Linked DNA regions of Homo sapiens: region 2 is linked to region 1. A link is an interaction called in ENCODE POLR2A ChIA-PET data of the cell type or tissue named here. Cell type or tissue: A673. All regions are shown on one strand. Links, peaks and the distances in the headings refer to the core of each region. The heading gives the core; the rest is flanking DNA. Region 1 overlaps PTPRA (protein tyrosine phosphatase receptor type A). Region 2 has its middle 9.0 kb from the start of PCED1A.

What was found. ChIA-PET counts read pairs that join two places held together with the same protein. Peaks named below come from ENCODE experiments on the same cell type or tissue, not always from the same donor. Only the 100,000 strongest peaks of a DNase experiment are listed, where the experiment ranks them.
Region 2: POLR2A ChIA-PET joins it to region 1 with 14 read pairs; 5 of 35 experiments call an interaction of 5 or more read pairs at or near these places.

What each region holds. Positions count from the first base shown.
Region 1 is chr20:2,894,172-2,899,557 of GRCh38, reverse strand. The region is part of intron 1 of PTPRA (protein tyrosine phosphatase receptor type A); the gene reads right to left. Among named protein-coding and RNA genes, the nearest start is that of PTPRA, 23 kb to the right of the region's middle. In A673, for the core only: no CTCF peak of the experiment used is centred there; no DNase peak of the experiment used is centred there.
Region 2 is chr20:2,828,929-2,834,314 of GRCh38, reverse strand. No RefSeq gene overlaps it. Among named protein-coding and RNA genes, the nearest start is that of PCED1A, 9.0 kb to the left of the region's middle. RefSeq lists an enhancer at 1,847-2,347. In A673, for the core only: no CTCF peak of the experiment used is centred there; a DNase peak (open chromatin) is centred at 2,134.

The sequences.
Region 1 (5,386 bases), core at 247-5,246:
AATCATATTACAAACCGTCCAACCACAAATCTCAACATTTGTGTTTCTCTTTCTGCTCAATAGGGGATGTCCCACCTAACAACTTTCTAGCACTTTAACAAAAAAAAAACTCACCCATCCTTTCCTCTGGTTCCTTCTGCCTCCTGACCCACCCTGGTGCTTCCCCATGTGGTCCTGCATAGTATGGTGCGCCTGCTGTTTCAGAAGAACTGTGAGTAACACATTTTCAATAATATTGGCCTCTCTGTGTCATTCATACCTATAAATTAAATTCCAGTATATTTTATTTATTTGTTTATTTTTTTAAGTCAGGGTCTCACTCTATCTCACTCTAGCTAGGACTATAGGTGCGTGTCACCACGCCTGGCTACTTTTTGTGTTTTTTGGTAGAGATGGGGTTTCATCATGTTGGCCAAGCTGGTCTCGAACTCCTGATCTCAAGTGATCTGCCAGCCTTGCCTGCCTCAGCCTACCAAAGTGCTGGGATTACCTGGTACATTTTAAAACAATATTCTAGTTCTCTCCTCACATAGAGCCTAAAAGGAAGAACACCCCAATAGAAAGAACATATCTAGTAGTGCACATATTTTATTTTCTAAGTACATTCACTAATAAAAGGAACCAGGGTTCCCTGATAAAATTATTGATTCCACGACTGAGATAACAAAAGTAAAGATGAGCCCAGAAATTTTTTTTTTTTGAGACGGAGTCTCGCCCTGTCATCCAGGCTGGAGTGCAGTGGCGCAATCTCAGCTCACTGCAACCTCCGCCTCCCGGGTTCAAGCAATTCTCCTGCCTCAGCCTCCCTAGCAGCTGGGACTACAGGTGTGTGCCACTATGCCCGGCTAATTTTTATATTTTTAGTAGAGACAAGGTTTCACTATGTTGGCCAGGCTGGTCTCGAACTCCAGACCTCAGGTGACCCACCAGCCTCGGCCTCCCAGAGTGCTAGGATTATAGGCGTGAGCCACCTCGCCCAGCCCACAGAAAATCTTATTATTCCAAAAAGTAAGAAAAAAAGTGATCAAAGAATGATGGGGACATGACCAGGCGTGGTGGCTCATGCCTATAATCTCAGCACTTTGGGAAGCCAAGGCGGGCGGATCACCTGAGGTCAGGAGTTCGAGACCAGCCTGACCAACATGGTGAAATCCTGTCTCCACTAAAAATAGAAAAATTGCCAGGCGCGGTGGCTCACGCCTGTAATCCCAGCACTTTGGGAGGCCGAGGTGGGCGGATCACAAGGTCAGGAGATCGAGACCATCCTGGCTAACACAGTGAAACCCCGTCTCTACTAAAAATACAAAAAAATTAGCCGGGCATGGTGGCGCATGCCTGGAGGCTGAGACAGGAGAATGGCGTGAACCCGAGAGGCGGAGCTTGCAGTGAGCCGAGATCGCGCCACTGCACTCCAGCCTGGGCGACGGAGCAAGACTCCGTCTCAAAAAATAAAAAAAATAAAAACAAAAATAGAAAAATTAGCCAGGTGTGGTGGCAGGTGCCTACAATCCCAGCTACTTGGGTGGCTGAGGCAGGAGGATCGCTTGAACCTGGGAGGTGGAGGTTGCAGTGAACAAAGAGCACGCCATTGCACCCCAGCCTGGGCAACAAGAGCAAAACTCTGTCTCAAAAAAAAAAAAAAAAAAAAAAAGAATGATGAGGACATGGAAAAAGGACACAGGAGCCAGCCTGAAAGGGTTCCCACTGGCCAAATTTGGGACAATTTGAATATCAAAAAATACATGAAAAAGGAACAAAATAAGAATCAATGAGGCTGTGCTCATATGTTTAAAAGATTTTTAAACAAACAAAAACAAAGACAAAAACCAGAGAGAGAAAGCTTTTCCTTAGAGTGAAATAGCAAGTGATTGGCTGGGCACGGTGGCTCAAGCCTGTGATCCCAGCACTTTGGGAGGCCAAGGTGGGCAGATCATCTGAGGTCAAGAGTTCAAGACCAGCCTAGCCAACATGGTGAAACCCCATCTCAACTAAAAATACAAAAATTAGTAGGGCATGATGGCGGGTGCCTGTAACCCCAGCTACTTGGGAGGGTGAGGTGGCAGAATCACGTGAACCTGGGAGGCAGAGGTTGCAGTGAGACGAGATCACGCCATTGCACTCCAGCCTGGGTGACAAAGCGAGACTCCGTCTCAAAAAAAAAAAAAAAAAAAAAGAAATGCCAAGTGATGAATTCAGAAGAAATAATGAAATTTTTTAAATTTACCATCTAGCAACCACTATAATAACTGATTCAGGCACAAATCACCAATGGATGGTAAAACTAGCAAGCAAAAATTTGATGAGAAATAAGCTATTTATATAGTCTCAAAGCATCACCCCACAAAATGCATTATTACTTACTAACCAGTAAGTATGAAATACCTCTAAACTAATTTTACAAAAACTTGCCAGCCAACATCTTAACCAAGTGGTAAAATTAAACATAACCAGTAATTGGACAAATTGACATGAACCTCTTGATACGATGCAGTGAGAAGAACATAATATCGTGTCTTTGGTATTCCTGCCACAAATGCATAACCTAAATCTATTCAAAAGGAAACATCAGACTAACCCAAATTGTGGGACTTGCTACAAAATAATTCTCTACTCTTCAAAAATATTAGGATCACTGAAAATAAGGAAAGACTGAGAACTATTCTAGATTAAAAGAGACTGAACAGACATGACAACTAAACGCAAGGCATAATCCTGAATGGTCCCTGAATCAGAAATAAGTGAAGGGGAAAGGGAAGTTTTTCTGCTTTTGTTTTCTTGAGGGAATTTTGTTGGTTTCTGTTGTTTTGTTTTTGCTATAAAAGACATAATTGGAAGATCAGTGAAATTTGAGTAGGGTCTGTGAATCAGATGGCAGTATTATATCAATATTTATTTCCTGATTTTATAGGAGAGTATCCTTGTTTTCAGGAAACACACCCTGATTTATGGGTAATACAGCATTATGTTTGCAACTTATTTCTCAAATGATTCAGAAAAATTACATAGATGGGTGAAGTGAGAAAGAGAAGACGCAATTGTACAACATTAACAACCTGTGGAATCTGGGTAAACTAGGCCAAATGGCAAATAAATACCAACAATTTCCAAAGGACTGAAAGTGCATGTAGGCCGTATTCTTTGCGTGTGTGTGTTTTCGTTTGTTTTTTGTTTTTGTTTTTGAGACGGAGTCTCCCTCTGTTGCACAGGCTGGATTGCAGTGGCACTATCTCGGCTCACTGCAACCTCCACCTCCCGGGTTCAAGCGATTCTCCTGCCTCAGCCTCCCTAGTAGCTGGGATTACAGGCACCCACCACCATGCCCGGCTAAATTTTTTTTGTATTTTTAGTAGAGACAGGGTTTCACCATGTTGGCCAGGCTGGTCTTGAACTCATGACCTCAAGTGATCCCCCTGCCTCAGCCTCCCAAAGTGCTGGGATTACAGGTGTGAGCCACCGTGCCCAGCCTATAGACCATATTCTTTAACCACAATGTATAATCTATAAATCCGTTACAAAAAGATAACTAGAAAAAACCTATTTGAAAATAAGAGACACTTATAAATACATACAGATCAAAGAAAAAAACAGAATGAAAATCAGAAAATAGCCTGATCTCTTATTGAAAAAACTGAACCAAAATATCGGTAATTTGACTCCATCAACACATAACATAAAAAAGACATTGTACATCATGATCAAGTTGTGCTGAACATTAAAAATTGGTTAATAAGCCGGGTGCGGTAGCTCACACCTGTAATCCCAGCACTTTGGAAGGCCAAGGCAGGTGGATCACTTGAGGCAGGAGTTCGAGAACAGCCTGGCCAAGATGGGGAAACCCCATCTCCACTAAAACTTCAAAAATTAGCCAGACTAATTCCAGGTGTTTGGTGGTGCACATCTGTAATCCCAGCTACTTGGGAGGCTGAGGCACGAGAATTGCTTGAACGCAGGAGGCTAAGTTTGCAGTGAGCCAGGATCGTGCCATTGCACTCCAGCCTGGGTGACAGAGCAACACTCTGTCTCAAAAAAAATAAAATAAAATAAAATACAGTTATCAATACTACAGTTGTCATGACAATCTTAAAATGAGGAAAATCAATCCCTGATCTGGAAGAGTTCAGGAGCCTTCAGCAATTACGTGATATTTCAGCTGGGTCTAAAAGAATATGTAGTAGGCTGGGTGTGGTGGCTCACACCTGTAATCCCAGCACTTATGCACTTTGGGAGGCTGAGGTGGGTGGATCACTTGAGGTCAGGAGTTCTAGACCAGCCTGGCCAATATGGTGAAGCCCCATCTCTACCAAAAATACAAAAATTAGCTGGGTGTGGTGACGCATGCCTGTAGTCCCAACTACTCAGGAGGCTGAGGCACGAGAATCACTTGAACCTGGGAGGCAGAGGTTGCAGTGAGCCAAGATTATACCACTGCACTCCAGCCTGCTGACAGATCAAGACTCTGTCTAAAATAAATAAATAAATAAATAACAAGTAATAGTATAGTTATTTAGGCTTTTGTTTAATGAATTCAGTTTCAAAGAGAAAGACAAACTACTTTTTTTTTTTTTTTTTGGGTGAAGGAGTCTCGCTCTGTCGCCCAGGCTGGAGTGCAGTGACGTGATCTCTGCTCACTGCAAGCTCCGCCTCCCGGGTTCACCCCATTCTCCTGTCTCAGCCTCCCGAGTAGCTGGGACTACAGGCGCCCGTCACCACGCCTGGCCAATTTATTTGTATTTTTAGTAGAGACGGGGTTTCACCGTGTTAGCCAAGATGGTCTTGATCTCCTGACCTCGTGATCCACCCGCCTCAGCCTCCCAAAGTGCTGGGATTACAGGCATGAGCCACCAGGCCTGGCTCTCAAACTAAATCTTATACGTACAATCTTTGACAGTCCTTTCACAGTTAAAGTGAAGATCACAAACTGGTAGCACAGTGGGCTAAAAAAAAAAAAATTGGCCAGCACAGTGGCTCATGCCTATAATTCTAGCACCTTGGGAGGCCAAGGCTGGAAGATCACTTGAGCCCGGGAGTTCAAGACCAGCTCAAGCAACACAGCAAGACTCCATCTCTAAAAAAACACAAAAAAACTGAAGTTGAACTCATTTAGACCAGCCTTGGAAACTCCAGTGTGGCACAGGACCCAACAGATTTACTTCTCTCATTCACACTGACTACATAGCCTTGAAAAACGTATTTGGGTTTGGAACCCCTGACTCACTTAATGCCAAAAATAAGCAGGATTATGGGGAGGAGAAGAGAAGGAAGAGGCATTTTCAAAACCTGCTGAGTTTTGAGGGCATTATAGAGGCTGAAAGTTTCTGGTTTTAATGTATTCTCCAGTTTTAAAATCGAAAAGAAAATCTGCAAAACTGGAAGACAAACACTGAAC
Region 2 (5,386 bases), core at 250-5,249, 65 kb after region 1:
GGGGTGGTGTGAGGGATGGAGCATGGCAGTGGACTGATAAGTGATGTGAGGGCAGAAATATAAGGTAACATGAAGACCCCGTAAATAATTTTGAATTAGAATGGATAGAAGAGAAGGATGCAGAATTCTTGTATTAACTTTCCATACTTATTAATGAAATTTTACCTTGTTGAAGGACATAACATCTCACACAAAAGGAGATGGAAATAGCAGACCAGAAAAGTGTTGATCCTTGCTAGCCATCTACTAGACTAAATGCAAATGAAGGGAAGCTAATGAATCAATACACTGGTGCTGGAAACTGACACAGACAATGTGACTTAATAAAACCCTTTAGAGGAACCAAATGAGACAGTGTACAAAAGCGTCAGCACAGTTCTGAAACTTTTAAGTTCAGCTTTCTCTGGTATAAACAAAAAGGAGAAGGGACATACAAAAATGAAGGAAAGCTTCTTGTGAGATAAGATTTTTAATCATTATTTGCAACATTTGATTTTTTAAATTTATTTTTTCACTTTTTTTTAAAATATAAAAACAAGGTCTTTATATGTTGCCCAGACTGGCCTTGAACTCCTAACCTCAAGCAATCCTCCCACCTTGACTTCCCAAAGTGCTGGGACAACACATGTGAGCCACTGTGCTCAGCCCCCAAATTGATTTTTTTCTTTTCTTTAACAAAAACCCATCCTTGGGGCAGCCGTCTTCAGCTGTATCCAGTTTGCCCAACCCCTTGTCACTCTGCCTTTCCTTCTCAAAACACTTTTCTCTCTTCAGACACCTTTGTGCCTCTGATTCTGGGGCTTCCTGATATTGCTGGAGAAAACTGTACACCTGGATTGATTTGCAGGAAAAAGTAATTTGAGTGACGCAGCCTCAGTGAGATCTCTGTTGTTTTCCATCCTGTTCTCCAGGAATCCTGTCACCTTCCCTACTGAGCCAAGCCAAGCCTTTTTCACTTGCTTCAAATCCCATCCCAGTTCTGGAGCTTTCACACTAAGAAACCTGGAGACTCCTCAAATGTGCTCAATATCCCCTTCATTCTACTGCCATACATATGTATTTATATATATACATATATATATTATGTATACTATATGTATATATAAAAATATATACATATGAATATAATTTATAAATATATATATTTATTATAGAAATACATTATGTTTATATAAATATAATGTATAAAAATACATATATATACACACACATACGCATAGAGAGACAAGGTATCTGTTGTCCAGGCTGGAATGCAGTGGTGCCATCACAGCTCACTGCAACTTCCGCCTCCCAGGATTAAGTGATCCTCCCAACCTCAGCTTCCCAAATAGTTGGGACTACAGGCACACACCACCATGCCTAGCTTATTGATTGAATGATTGATTGGTAGAGATGGGGTGTCACAATGTTGCCCAGGCTTGTCACGAACTCCTGGGCTTAAGTGATCTGCCTGCCTCAGCCTCCCAAAGTGCTAGGATTATAGGTGTGAGCCACCATGCTTGGCCCTACCTCCATATTTTTAATTTCCAACCCATTTTTCTATGTGGCTGGCATGGCCCACGGTGAGGTTTCATAACCTTTACTGCAATGTCCCAACACCTTTGTCCTTAAAACTTTCTTACATTCCTTTAAAATTTATGGAAATAGCTTAATCTCTTTAAACTTGAAATTTATCATAAGAATAGAATAAAGGGGCCGGGCGTGGTGGCTCATGCCTGTAATCCCAGCACTTTGGGAGGCCGAGGCAGGCAGATCATGAGGTCAGGAGTTCGAGACCATCCTGGCTAACACGTGAAACCCCGTCTCTACTAAAAATACAAAAAATTAGCCAGGTGTGGTGGCGGGCGCCTGTAGTCCCAGCTATTCAGGAGGCTAAGGCAGGAGAATGGCGTGAACCCGGGAGGCGGAGCTTGCAGTGAGCCAAGATCGCACTGCTGCACTCCAGCCTGGGCAACAGAAGTGAGACTCCGTCTCAAAAAAAAAAAAGAATAGAATAAAGGAGGTAAATGTTTCTCAGTTTGTTGTCATATAAGCATATGGTACAAAAAGCTTAAAAATTTGACTCATCTGTTGTAGATTTTATTCAGTCCCGACTGGGAAGCAAGAAACTTACAAATAGCCTTATATGAGTCATCACTTATATGAGTCATCACTTACATTTAAATCGTTTCCCTTTTTTTTCCTTTTTTTTTTTTTGAGATGTGAAAATAATGGAAATCTTAAGTTGCCCTGGTATGTAGGCCCACTATTTGCTAGTTAAGCAAGAGAGAACTCAAACTTCATTGTCTCAAAAACCATTCACATTTGACCATTGACAGATCATTTAAGAAGACAATCTTACATTGACTTCCTCTCATTCATGGAATTGGTTTTAAAGAATGGACTCTGTGTCCATTCATTTGCCATACCAAGGTATTCCTGAAAGGAGTAAAAGATGCATGAGCACTTCAGTTGTGATGTCAGCACTTATTTTCCAGGAAAAAAAAAATTCTCTTTAAGAAAAGTAAAACTTCAGCCAGGCGCAGTGGCTCACCCCTGTAGGCCAAGGCGGGCAGATCACTTGAGGTCAGGAGTTTGCGACCAGCCCAACCAACATGGTGAAACCCCGTCTCTACTAAAGATACAAAAATTAGCCAGATGTGATGGCGCATACCTGTAATGCCAAGCTACTCGGGAGGCTGAGGTAGAAGAATCGCTTGAGCCGGGAGGCAGAGGTTGCAGTGAGCCAATATCATGGCGCTACACTCCAGTCTGGGCAACAAGAGCGAAACTCTGTCTCAGAAAAAAAAAAAAAAAAAAAAAAAAGCCAGGCATGGTGGTTCATGCCTGTAATCCCAGCTACTTGGAAGGCTGAGGTAGGAAAATCACATGAGCCAGGGAGGCAGAGGTTGCAGTGAGCTGAGACCACGCCACTGCACTGCACTCCAGCCTGGACAACAAGAGCAAAACTCCGTCTCAAAAGAAAAAAAAAAACCCCAAGAACAACAAAAAAAATTAGCCAGGCGTGGTGGCGCATGTCTGTAATCCTAGCTACTCAGGAGGCTGAGGCAGGAGAACTGCTTGAATCTGGGAGACAGAGGTTGCAGTGAGCCAAGATCGTGCCACTGCACCCCAGCCTGGGCAACAGAGCAAGATTCCATCTCAAAAAAAAAAAAAAGTAAAACTTGGCCAGGCGCAGTGGCTCACACCTGTAATCCCAGCACTTTGGGAGCCTGAGGCAGGTGGATCACTTGAGGTCAGGAGTTTGAGACCATCCTGGCCAACATGATGAAACCCTGTCTCTACTAAAAATACAAAAATTATCCGGGTGTGGTGGCACACACCTGTAATCCCAGCTACTTGGGAGGCTGAGGCAGGAGAATCACTTGAGCCCGGATGATGGAGGCTGCAGTGAGCCAAGATCACGCCCCTGCACTCCAGTCTGGACGACAAGAGTGAAACTCCATCTCAAAATAATAATAATAATAATATTAATAATAATAATATCGGAAGTTTCCCAGCAAAAGTAGATAACTTGCCTTCTGTTGCATTACCCAGTTCCCTGCCTAGGTTCTGTGTTCAGTACAGTATTGAAGTATATCTAAACAGGTACATCAGTGAAAGATAAACTCTGATTGCAAGGAAATGAGCCTATTCTTTAAAAAAAAAAAAAACCTGCTTGGGCCAGGCATGGTGGCTCACACCTGTAATCCCAGCACTTTGGGAGGCTGAGGCAGGCGGATCATGGGGTCAGGAGATTGAGACCATCCTGGCTAACGCAGTGAAACCCTGTCTCTAGTAAAAAATACAAAAAATTAGCCAGGCGTGGTGGTGGGCACCTGTAATAGTCCCAGCTACTCGGGAGGCTGAGGCAGGAGAATGGGGTGAACCCAGGAGGCGGAGCTTGCAGTGAACCAAGATTGCACCACTGCACTCCAGCCTGGGTGACAGAGCGAGACTCCTCTCAAAAAACAAAACAAAACAAAACAAAGCAAAACCTGCTCAGCCAGATGTGGTGGCTGACACCTGTAAACTCAGCGCTTTGGAAGGCTGAAGTGGGCGGATCACTTGAAGGCAGAAGTTTGAGACCAGTCTGGGCAACAAAGTGACACCTCTCCCCACCTTCGACTCTACAAAAAATAAAAAATTCTCTAGATGTAGTGGTGGATGCCTATAGTCCCAGCTACATGGGAGGCTGAAACAGGAGGATCACTTAGGAGGACCACTTGAGCCCAGAAGTTTGAGGCTGTGGTGACCCATGATTCCACCACTGCACTCCAGCCTGGGTGACAAAATGAGACCCTGTCTCTAAAAAACAAAACAAAAACCTTTTTTACTGAAGTGGGATTGACATGTAATAGACTTCACATACAAGTAGATATATATATACATCTATGAAATCATCACAATTAAGATAATGAAATTTATTCTTCTACCTCTTTATAATTCCTCCCTCTCATTCCTCCCCATAGCTTCCTCATATCCCCCTGCTCCTGTCCCCAAGCAATCATGGGTACTTACTGCTTTCTGTTACTATAGATCAGTTTGTATTTTCTAGAATTTTATATGGATGGAATCTTTCAATAGATACTTTTTTCTTTCTTTATTATTATTATTATTATTATTTTACTTTAAGTTCCAGGATACAAGTGCAGAACATACAGGCTTGTTACCTAGGTATACGTGCACCACGGTGGTTTGCTATACCTATCAACTGGTCATCTAGGTGTTGAGCCCCGCACGCATTAGCTATTTGTCCTAATGCTCTCCTTCCCCTCGCCACCCACCTCCTGACTGGCCCTGGTGTGTGTTGTTTGCCTCCTGGTGTCCATGTGTTCTCATTGTTCAACTCCTGCTTATGGATACTCTTTTTTTCATCTGGCGTCTTTCACTCATCCTAATGAATGGGATTAATGGAACAACTGGAAATTCATCCATGTTGTATCAACAATTTATTCCTTTTTATAGCTGACTAGTATTCAGTTGTAATGATATATCAACATTTCTCCATTCACCTATTGATGGACATTTGAGTTATCTTCAGCTTCTGACTATTATAAGTAAAGCTGCTATGAACATTTATATACAAGTCTTTGTATGGATATATGTTTTCATTTTTACCTAAGAATGAAATGGCTAGATTATATGGTAGGTGTATGTTTAACATTTTAAGAAACTGCCAAACAATTTTTCAAAAGTAGTTGTACAATTTTACATTCCCACCAACAATGAGAGTTGCAATTCCTCCACATCCTTGCCAGTACTTGGTATGATCAGTCTTTTTAATATTAGCCATTCCAATAGATGGGTAGTGGTATCTCCATTATGGTTTTAGTTCACATTTTTCTAATAACCAATTATGTTGAACACCTTTTCATATGCTTATTTTTCACCTATATATCTTCTT